2 separate regions of the Homo sapiens genome follow, and region 1 is linked to region 2. Evidence: chromatin loops called from intact Hi-C (ENCODE). Cell type or tissue: Caco-2. All regions are shown on one strand. Links, peaks and the distances in the headings refer to the core of each region. The heading gives the core; the rest is flanking DNA. Region 1 overlaps NMNAT2 (nicotinamide nucleotide adenylyltransferase 2). Region 2 overlaps SMG7 (SMG7 nonsense mediated mRNA decay factor).

The links. Peaks named below come from ENCODE experiments on the same cell type or tissue, not always from the same donor. Only the 100,000 strongest peaks of a DNase experiment are listed, where the experiment ranks them.
Region 1: a loop joins it to region 2, with 17 times the contacts of the local background. A loop is called at or near these places in 2 of 110 quality-filtered maps.

What each region holds. Positions count from the first base shown.
Region 1 is chr1:183,365,881-183,371,266 of GRCh38, forward strand. The region is part of intron 1 of NMNAT2 (nicotinamide nucleotide adenylyltransferase 2); the gene reads right to left. Among named protein-coding and RNA genes, the nearest start is that of NMNAT2, 50 kb to the right of the region's middle. In Caco-2, for the core only: no CTCF peak of the experiment used is centred there; a DNase peak (open chromatin) is centred at 2,501.
Region 2 is chr1:183,540,884-183,546,269 of GRCh38, forward strand. SMG7 (SMG7 nonsense mediated mRNA decay factor) reads left to right here. Exons shown (of 23, transcript NM_001375584.1): 13 at 101-220; 14 at 1,193-1,619; 15 at 3,470-3,614; 16 at 4,047-4,429; 17 at 5,083-5,386. Among named protein-coding and RNA genes, the nearest start is that of NCF2, 47 kb to the right of the region's middle. RefSeq lists a silencer at 2,979-3,028. In Caco-2, for the core only: a CTCF peak has its summit at 2,921; a DNase peak (open chromatin) is centred at 2,908.

The sequences.
Region 1 (5,386 bases), core at 253-5,252, 170 kb before region 2:
CCAGCATCACTCTGCAGGCACAGACTGCAGATAAACCACCCCTGACTCATATCTCCAACTGAAATAACACCTTGAATCAGCCAACTTCCTTTCCCTCTCCATCAAAAATGTTTTATCCTCTTATTTCTTTGGATCATGTATATCAGATTCCATTCTCTCTGGTATACCACTACACCCTGGGGTAAACTACAACTGCCAAAATAGCAATTAGTACCTCCTTAGAAAGAAACCCAAGAAATGGCTCCCAATCTACTAACTACATGCATGGCAGAAATTATCATTGTATGACCCATCCCGTCTTTCTGACCTCATTCATTTATTCTGCTATTTATGTATTAATTCACTCACTCAACTTTGGGCTGTTACAAGCTATACACCTTGGGCAAATCACTTCACCTCTGTGCCTCATTTTCTTCCCCTGTAAAAAGGGATAATAATAGTATCTACTTCATAGGGTCATTTTTAGAATTGAGCTATCACATGTGAAGTGCTTAGAATATTGGCACAAATTAAGCACCATGTAAGCATTAACTATCATCATCATCATTAATTAGTATTAGTATTATGTAGTAAGCTAAGCACTCTGCTAGCCACTGTTGATTCCAAGATGATTAAGTCTCAGTCCTTGACCTTGCCAGCATAAAATGGTCAGAAATAGTAGATTTATAAAAAGTGTTATCATTGTTGGTATTGCAGGAAATGTCTTTGAGACATGGTAAGAAGGTAAAATGGAATAGATATTAATAGAATGGGTGTGGGAGTGAGATGGGGAGGAGTCTGATGTGGGTGCAGGGATAGATGGTGGTGCCATTGATACATTGAGTGAGTGGACTGAGGGACATTTAAGAAGCATAGATGGATCTTATGCTAAGATGAGCAATCTGGAACACAGATGACAATTGCAGGAGGGAATGAGAGCCAGCAATGAGTGTGAAGACCTCTATGCCTTTTTGCATGCTATTACTCAAAATATCTTACCTCCTCCTGTCAACCAAGCAAAACCGGCTTATCTGTCAACATCTTCTCAGACATCAGCTTCACTGGGGGTATCTTTATCTAAGCACCACCCCCAGTGGAGTGAACCACTCTTTATGCTCCCAGTTTGTTACTTATACATGCTTACTTGATTTCACATGTTACACTTAAAGCAATGATCAATTTGAAAATCTCCGTCCCTGACTTAGATATGTCCACCCTAAGGAATGGAGATTAATTCCTAGCCATTTTCATATTTCCACATCCTAGCATGGTGCCTGGATCACATCCACACTTTTCTCAGCTTAGTAAATAAATAAGGGCCGGGAGTGGTGGCTCAGGCCTGTAACCCCAGCACTTTGGGAGGCTGAGGCGGGCAGATCACCTGAGGTCGGAAGTTTGAGACCAGCCTGACCAACATGGAGAAAACCCATCTCTACTAAAAATACAAAAGTAGTCAGGCATGGTGGCATGTGCCTGTAGTCCCAGCTACTTGGGAGGCTGAGGCAGGAGAATCGCTTGAACCCAGGAGGTGAAGTTTGCAGTGAGCCGAGATCGTGCCATTGTACTCCAGCCTGGGCAACAAGCGCAAAACTCTGTCTCAAGTAAATAAATAAATAAATAAATAAGCATAAATAAGACACAGTTCTGCAAATAACTTATAGTTTTATTATAATTTAGGTCAGACATAACTATTTGAAATCTTAAATAATAGAAGCCCAGTGCAAGATGAGAGATATTCCAAAGAGGCGTAGCAGTAACTTTTACATGAGTAGTCGAGGGCAACAGATTTCAACACATTGTTGACCACATAACTGTTTCAGTAAAAAGATTTGGGGCACAACTTGTCATATATAATTTACTAATCTATAAATTATATATGTGTCTTATTTTACTATTGTGCTGTGTACATTGAAAATATACACAAAGATAAAAATTAAATGAAGATGCAATAAAAATATAAATAGAAGTGCCAATATTTTCTTCCTGTGCCCAGTGGATTGTCTCAGCACACCATTTTAGATACCAGAGGTCTAGAGCAAAGCTATTCAGAATGAGGTCCCCCAGCATGGCACAAGCTATTCTGTTACTAGTCTGCAACTCAATAAGCAAAGAAATGGAGAGCAAGCATCTAGAAACTTCTGTAGTGATTTTGGTAGGTCTATGTATGTCTGCTGAATGTGATAATTAAACGTGGTCTTGTGTTTTGTATCTCTTTGTTTCTTATTTCAATTTCTAATTTATTTACTAAACAAATTTAGGAATTAATATTTATTATATAAAAGTATTGATCCCACAGTGGATTGGAAACTGAAAAGAAATCAAAATAAAAACCTGGTCTTTCACCACAGAGAGCTTGAGAAGCACTAGAACAGACAGCAAGTCTTAGAGCCATTAGCTCGGAGGGCTTTGCAGAGCAAGTCCCTGCAGAGTGACAGGGTCCTCTGGGTTCAGAATTAAGGGCAACATCATGGCTGCAGTGGACTACAGAGGGTTCCTGGAGGCCGGAATAAGGACAGAGAAGTCTTTTCTCTTGACCACTCCCTGCCCCTGGGCTGCGCTGTCTCATCTCTTTTGAGCTCCTGAGGCCTCTACACACCACACAATAAATGCCATTGATCTGAACAGAATTGGGGTGTTTGGGGAGAATTACATAAAGAAGTCTGAAGATCTGAAGGAGCTCAACCGCTTACAAGGGTGCTAATTCTGTCTCCAGATTGACCGTGTGTGTCTGTCTTCCCTCCTCTGTCCCATAACATGCCACTAGCCATTCCTGATCTCAACTCTAAGCACTTTGCTTCAGCACCTTCTAAGCACCTTCTTGCCTCCCTATTGACACTCCATAAATATTTGTTGGCAAGGCCGGTGAAAACATTAACACACCATTCTCTTCTCAGTCATCCTGCGTTGATACCACTTAATTGGATGTATTCCCCAGTAGATTCATAGTTCTTTTGTTCTTGCTTAATCATCAAATTCAGCCACACATCAGAGCCGGCAACTCATGAAGTGAGTCTGTGCAAAATGGGGCAATTTAGCAAGCAGTGTTCCATTTATAACCTTGCTGCTCAACATGGGCAGGGAGAGCTCTTCTATTAAAATGCACAGTCACCACTCCCTGTCCTGACAGCTGCCTAATCACGGGCATGGGGAACACTTCCAGGTCCTGGCTGTGAGACCCCTTCTCACGGCAACTCTGAGCCAGCAGCAGGTGTGCACTACGCAGCTCTGCCCCTGGTTTCCAGGACTTCTCTGGAAGAGATGAAAGTTGGAGCATAGAAGAGCTCACATTTATGGAGCATTTAACATGGGCCAGGTTCAGTCTTAAGTGCTTAAAATGCATAATCTCATTCTCGCCTCCCCAAATCCTTTGAGGAAGGTATTCTTTTTTTTTTTCTTTTCTTTTCTTTTTTTTTTTTTATTATTTATTTATTTATTTTTGACGGCATCTTGCTCTGTTGCCAGGCTGGAGTGCAGTGGCGTGATCTCGGCTCACTGCAGCCTCCACCTCCTGGGTTCAAGCGATTCTCCTGCCTCAGCCTCCCAAGTAGCTGGGACTACAGGCATGCACCACCATGCCCAGCTAATCTTTTTGTATTTTTAGTAGAGACAGGGTTTCACCATGTTAGCCAGGATGGTCTCGATCTCCTGACCTCATGATCCACCTGCCTCGGCCTCCCAAAGTGCTGGGATTATGGTCATGAGCTACCGCACCCAGCCTATTCTTTTTTTCAATTGTGGTAAATATTCATAGCAATAAAACTCAGCACTTTAACTGTCTTTAAGCAAACAGTTCGGTGGCATTAAGTATATTGCCACTGTTGAGCAGCCGTCGCTGTCATCCATTTTCAGCACTTTTTCATCTTCTCAAACTGAAACTCTGTACCCATTAAACACGAACTCCCCATTCCTTTAACTCCTCATTAAACACTAACCTCCTCCTGGTCCCCGGCAACCACCATGCTACTTTCCGTCTTAATAAATTCATCTATTCTAGGAATGAGAATGGCACTCTTCTTATTATCCCCATTGCAAAATAGGAAACTGAAGCACAGTCAGTTTAAATAAATTGCCCAAGGAAACACCACGAGCAAACAGAAGAGCTGGGATTAGCATTCAGGAAATCTGGCTCTGGAGCCCGCTAGGTCATGCTAAAGAGAACAGAGGACCCTCCAAGGAGAGGAAAAAGGGCCTCTTTTCCTTAACGCCTCCTGCATTCCCAACACACGGCTGCAACCTGATCAGAAGCAGAAGGGTGGCAAAGGGCTCCTCTGTCCAGGACCCAAGGGGGAGAAAAAGAGCCTGGGATGATTTCTACTGCTCTGTTTATCCACTCCTAGTACTTCCTACCACTACTATCAACACATACACACACACACACACACACACACACACACACACACACACACACACACACACAGGCTGCAGTGGCAAGAATTTGAGTTCTGGTACCAGACAGACCTAGTTCCAGGTACAGTTCTGTGATGTGCTAAATGTCTGCCCTTTACTGAGTTTCCATTTCTGCTTCATTCATGTGGGGATGGTGTTATCTATCTTACTGGTATGCTGAGAATAAGGGTTAAATGAAATGAAGTTGTGAAATCATCAGGCAGAGTGTCTGACAGACAGCAGAAACTCAATAATTGTGAACTCCTGTCCCACTTCTCCACTTCTCCACTTCACCATAGAAGGAAACTGAAAAACCTCTGTGAATGCCCTGGAGCCCAGCCAGCCTAGGAGTGCTCTCCATATCAGGTGTGCTCGGGCACAAGGAATGAGGAAGAGGAAGAGGCAGCGTTGAGGAGAGTACTGGTGGGGATCCATTGATTCTGGGGGAATGAAATAAAATCCCCAGAAAAATATGCATGCCTCTTGTATCTCAAGTATTGGCAGGACAATTAGAACAAGGGGATGCTGGTGGGCTCCCAGTAACACTGACGCTGTAAAAAGCCAAGCTTCTGCCTGAACTTCTGTCCCTTGACTGGCGGGCAGATTGGACAGCTCCTGCCCTGTCCGGTGTGCTTTCCCACTATAGCCCCAGAGCCTCAGGGAGGGTTGAGGATGCTGGGGAGGTTGTGGTATATACATGTTGAACCAATGAGTGAGTGAGTAAATGCATGGTGCCTGACCACGGTGCGCCGCATGTTTTTACTTAGGAAAAGCAAACAAATGACCTGGACAAATATTTCAGAATGGATTCCCCCACACCTCCACAGGAGAAAAAAAAGGCCAGGGGCAGGAGTGGTATATGCGGACAGACTGATTTTGATTGATACTTCCAGCCACCTGGGGCATTAGACGCACCTGATAAAACTCTTCATCCCAGAAGAAGTTGATTACTAAGTGAAAGAAGCTGATGTGAAAAAGGCTATATACAGCATGATTCCAATGATAGGACATTTTGAAAAAG
Region 2 (5,386 bases), core at 103-5,102:
AAGTAATCTGAAGCCATTACAGTTAATCAGGTGAACTTGGTTGCCTGGAAAATATCTTTAGCAATTTAATATTCTCATAACTTGCTTGTGTCAATTTTAGGAACTTGGATTTTTCCAAAGGTCACCAGGGTATTACAGGGGACAAAGAAGGCCAGCAACGACGAATACGACAGCAACGCTTGATCTCTATAGGCAAATGGATTGCTGATAATCAGCCAAGGTAAGTCTGGAACTTCTGGTCTACCCCTTTTTAACCACCTTTTTAGATAAACACATGCGCGCACACGCGCGCGCACACACACACATCTCATATGTTACGTATTTTAGGCTTTGGTATAAATATTGTCAATCATGAACTCTTAAATCGACATGTTGGTAGCACAACATCTAATTATAACCCTAGTGAGTAAGTATACTCTTTATTTAGAATCTCTGTTCTCCCTATTGTGTATTACAGAGGTCTTTCTTGTTTATCGTGAGTTTCTGCTCTAATTTATAAATATCTCTGTAAATCTAACTGAACTGTACTTTCACAGTCATGGTAATTTGTATTGGCCTGGGCATGGTAGTCAGTTTCAGGCAGGACAGACCAAGATCGTGCTAGTAGCCAGTTAAGTACAAAGCAGATGTGGTCGTTAGTGTAGGGAAAAGAACGCAGGTTTTGTAATTCCATTGGTTTGAGTTCCGTTTCGAGTTCCGCAGCTTCTCAAGTGGGTGTCCTTGGGATCTCCCCAGTAGATTATAACCTTTCCAAAGTCACTAACTACTTCCTCATTTTTGTATTCAGGTTTCTGTCATACAGTAGGTAGTTAAATGCTTCCATGTTTGAATGAACTTACCACCTCCAAGCTTCAATTTTCACATCTATAGAATAGGAATTATATATAGCTACCTTATAGGACATATCAAGGGCCCTAGACCAGTGTCTTGCACTTGAAGCATGCTCAGAAAATGTAAATTCTAGCAAACGTTGAAAGAGCCAGAGGGATAGGTTGTGACGATGTTAAGTGTGATAATGAGAACCTCAGTTTCTACATAACTACTTTTTGTGTTACCTGAATCCACATTGTTATATCCTGCTGTTTTCATGGTTATTAGTGCTAGGAATATATTGACTTGGATCCACACACAATTCAGTTGTTATTTTTTAAGTTAATGTTTTTTATATATGGATTTATTTTTGCTTTTTTAGGCTGATTCAGTGTGAAAATGAGGTAGGGAAATTGTTGTTTATCACAGAAATCCCAGAATTAATACTGGAAGACCCCAGTGAAGCCAAAGAGAACCTCATTCTGCAAGAAACATCTGTGATAGAGTCGCTGGCTGCAGATGGGAGCCCAGGGCTAAAATCAGTGCTATCTACAAGCCGAAATTTAAGCAACAACTGTGACACAGGAGAGAAGCCAGTGGTTACCTTCAAAGAAAACATTAAGACACGAGAAGTGAACAGAGACCAAGGAAGAAGTTTTCCTCCCAAAGAGGTGAGAAGGGACTATAGCAAAGGAATAACTGTAACTAAGAATGATGGAAAGAAGGACAACAACAAGAGGAAAACTGAAACCAAGAAATGCACCTTAGAAAAGTTACAGGAAACAGGAAAGCAGAATGTGGCAGTGCAGGTAAGCTGTATTTGAACTATAAAGCAGGTAGAGGAAGGCTCACACAAAAGGCAAGATTTTTCATTTTGTTCTAAAGCCATGAGAATTGGCCGTCCTGGAAGTTTAAATGCATTATTTAATTGCATAGTAAGGTTATATAAAGAGCTGTGATAGATGGTTACTTTTTCAATTCTTGGGAATTGTGAGTGAAAAAAAAATCTCAGCCTGATTTGACACTTTCGTCAGTCTTCACCAATTTAAGCAGTTTGAAAGGATTAGTTGCAGAGTTGTCAGTTTCACACAGGATTATATTTTATTTAGAAGATATAACTACCATTTGTCAATGCTATAGTGGAGATTTGGGGTCTTCTGTAGATCCAGTAGAACCAAGAGTATATTAAGGCTTATGCAGTTTTTTTTTTTAGATTCACTATAATATATATATATGTGTGTGTGTGTGTGTGTGTGTGTGTGTGTGTGTGTGTGTGTATTTTTTTTCTTGGAAAAATATGAGACTTTTTTATTGACAATTATACTTGTCCCGGCTATTGGTATTAATATCACTTTAATCTTATCCTGGATCCTGGGAATTTATAAAGGAAGAACCCAGGTTTCTTGCTGGGAAAAGATAAGCACTGCTCAGTTATTTGTGACTTTCTTTTTATTAATATATTTTCCCAAATAGAAAAGATGGTTTCATGTAAACAGAAAAGGGCCTTTATTCTGTGATGGTTTTATTAATACTATTAATGTTTGAATAAATACTTAAGCAGCCATGTGAGTTGTTAACACATTTTAGCAAATGTATGTGTTTGCATGAGAAACTTTACATTGTTGAAGGCTGCTTACAAATAAATAGTACCTTTGAAGTATTTCTCTAATTTTTTTGAGAAAGAGAAATAAGAAAATAATAGTTCCATTTTAACATTATAGCAAGGAGAGAAACAGAAAGACAAGGTAGAAATTAAGACATAGGGGAGAGAGAGAGATGCTAGGGAAAGGCAAGAAAAAAAAAAATGAACTAGAAAGCCAAAGGATCCGAGTTTTAGAGATAATGAGTCCAGCATTTTCTGTTTACCTTTCCTCCATTCTCTGTAACTGCTCACAATAAGGTCCAGACTGAAAATACAATCTCCTTTTTTGGTTTCTCATCCATCTCAAATCACCTATAAATGATTAAAGAAAGAAAGAGTAAACATATCACCACACTCTGTACCTCGTCCTGGGTTTTCTATAAATGCTACTCATGTTCCCTCATTTTGCTCAACTTTGAGCAGTGCATATGACATCTACTCTCTGGCTCCATCTATAGGATCTCAGGGCCTGTTCCTTACTGCTGAAAGTATCCTTATTTATTCTGAAGGGTGGTAAAGTTGCAGGGTGGAAGGTGGATGCCTGACTGCACATATGGCTACCCAGATGAAATCAAACTGAGGGCCAAAATAACTCACCTATGGGTTAATAGTCATTATTAGTTCATAATTCATGTATGTCGTTTAATGAATTAGAGTATAGAGAACCCTGGGCCCCAGAACAAGCAACTTAAAGTCATAGACAAGTTTTTTTCAACTTGTTAGCATCAGGCATCTCATTTGTAAAACAAATGGGCTCTAAGGTCCTTTACATTTTTGGATTTTTGTGATCATGGGAAAGCAAAATAATTAGTAAAACTAAGATAGTAAAATTATCTTTTATTGGCTATTAAATAATTTGCTTTGATTTTCCATTTTTAACTTAGGTGAATTTAAATATCTTCAGCATGTACTTTTTGATCTAATGAGGTTTTAAATACTTTCTTAGGAGTAGGGTCTTCTTTCTAGCACATTTGAGTTTCAATTTATTATAGATAGTTTTGCTTCTATTGGTTACAGGTAAAATCCCAGACAGAACTAAGAAAGACTCCAGTGTCTGAAGCCAGAAAAACACCTGTAACTCAAACCCCAACTCAAGCAAGTAACTCCCAGTTCATCCCCATTCATCACCCTGGAGCCTTCCCTCCTCTTCCCAGCAGGCCAGGTAAATATGTTTTGTAATTTCTTCTACTTAATCTTTTCTGTGCAAGAATTTCTATTCAGTCACTGAGAAATGTGTTTTCTGTTGGAGTAATGTTACTAAGCCATAAAAAGTTCTATTTTCCCTAATACTTATAAAATTATTTTTGAACTGTTTGTGTGTAGTGTACATACAAGTGCATGTTTGTTATTATGAAGGAAATCCTATCACTAAATACAGAAGCTACTCACAGAACACTGATTACTTCAGTGGATAGAGGAAAAATATCAAGTCTATTTTTAGTTCTTCAAATCAAGTTAAAGATTGACAACATGACTAATCTCTTTTGTGATGTGTTAGAAGACTCCCTCTACCTACCTGTTAAAAAAAAAATGACTTTTTTTGCAATTTTTTGCTGTTTCCTTAAAACTAAAGCTGTGTTCTTCTGTTTTGAAGGGTTTCCGCCCCCAACATATGTTATCCCCCCGCCTGTGGCATTTTCTATGGGCTCAGGTTACACCTTCCCAGCTGGTGTTTCTGTCCCAGGAACCTTTCTTCAGCCTACAGCTCACTCTCCAGCAGGAAACCAGGTGCAAGCTGGGAAACAGTCCCACATTCCTTACAGCCAGCAACGGCCCTCTGGACCAGGGCCAATGAACCAGGGACCTCAACAATCACAGCCACCTTCCCAGCAACCCCTTACATCTTTACCAGCTCAGCCAACAGCACAGTCTACAAGCCAGCTGCAGGTTCAAGCTCTAACTCAGCAACAACAATCCCCTACAAAAGCTGTGCCGGCTTTGGGGAAAAGCCCGCCTCACCACTCTGGATTCCAGCAGGTAAGTTACAGTTGTGTGTACTATCCAGCTGAATGAAATAAGGGGAAATGCTGAAAGATTCAATGTTAGAAATGCTCATTAAACTTTGACATACTTCTTGCTTAGATTTATAGTGATTATGGGAAAACAAAAGTATTGTCTCTACTGTTTATGAAAGTTCAAATGTTTTCCTTACTCTTGTAAAGGATAAAATACTAGATCTTAAGTACCATTCTTGGCTGCTACTAAGTGTCCATTTTATTGAAAATGGATTTTCTGCAAATAATTCTCCTATAGGAACATAAACTACTAGGGAAATAGAATCACAGTCTTGATGAGGTGCTAAGACAGATGTGACACCAATCTTAAATGTTGTCGTTGGAAGCACAGCACTTGAAGCAGAAAGGGGAAACAAACACTCTTATGCAAATATATTCATTCATTCATTAAACCTCTTAAATAGTTGAATTAAAAGAAAATATGAGTGTGGTGCCCATAATCTGTTTCCAAAAAGCTCTGAGTATTGAATAGCCCAAAAGGTAAAGGAAACTGCTGCCTTGCCTAGAGTTTTGTTGGTTGGAAAACACCCCAAGTTCATTCTGTGATTCTTTAGCATTCATTATAAGTAATATTGCATTTTATCCTCACCTTTATGACAGGCGTCTCTTTTTTAGTATCAACAGGCAGATGCCTCCAAACAGCTGTGGAATCCCCCTCAGGTTCAAGGCCCATTAGGGAAAATTATGCCTGTGAAACAGCCCTACTACCTTCAGACCCAAGACCCCATAAAACTGTTTGAGCCGTCATTGCAACCTCCTGTAATGCAGCAGCAGCCTCTAGAAAAAAAAATGAAGCCTTTTCCCATGGAGCCATATAACCATAATCCCTCAGAAGTCAAGGTCCCAGAATTCTACTGGGATTCTTCCTACAGCATGGCTGATAACAGATCTGTAATGGCACAGCAAGCAAACATAGACC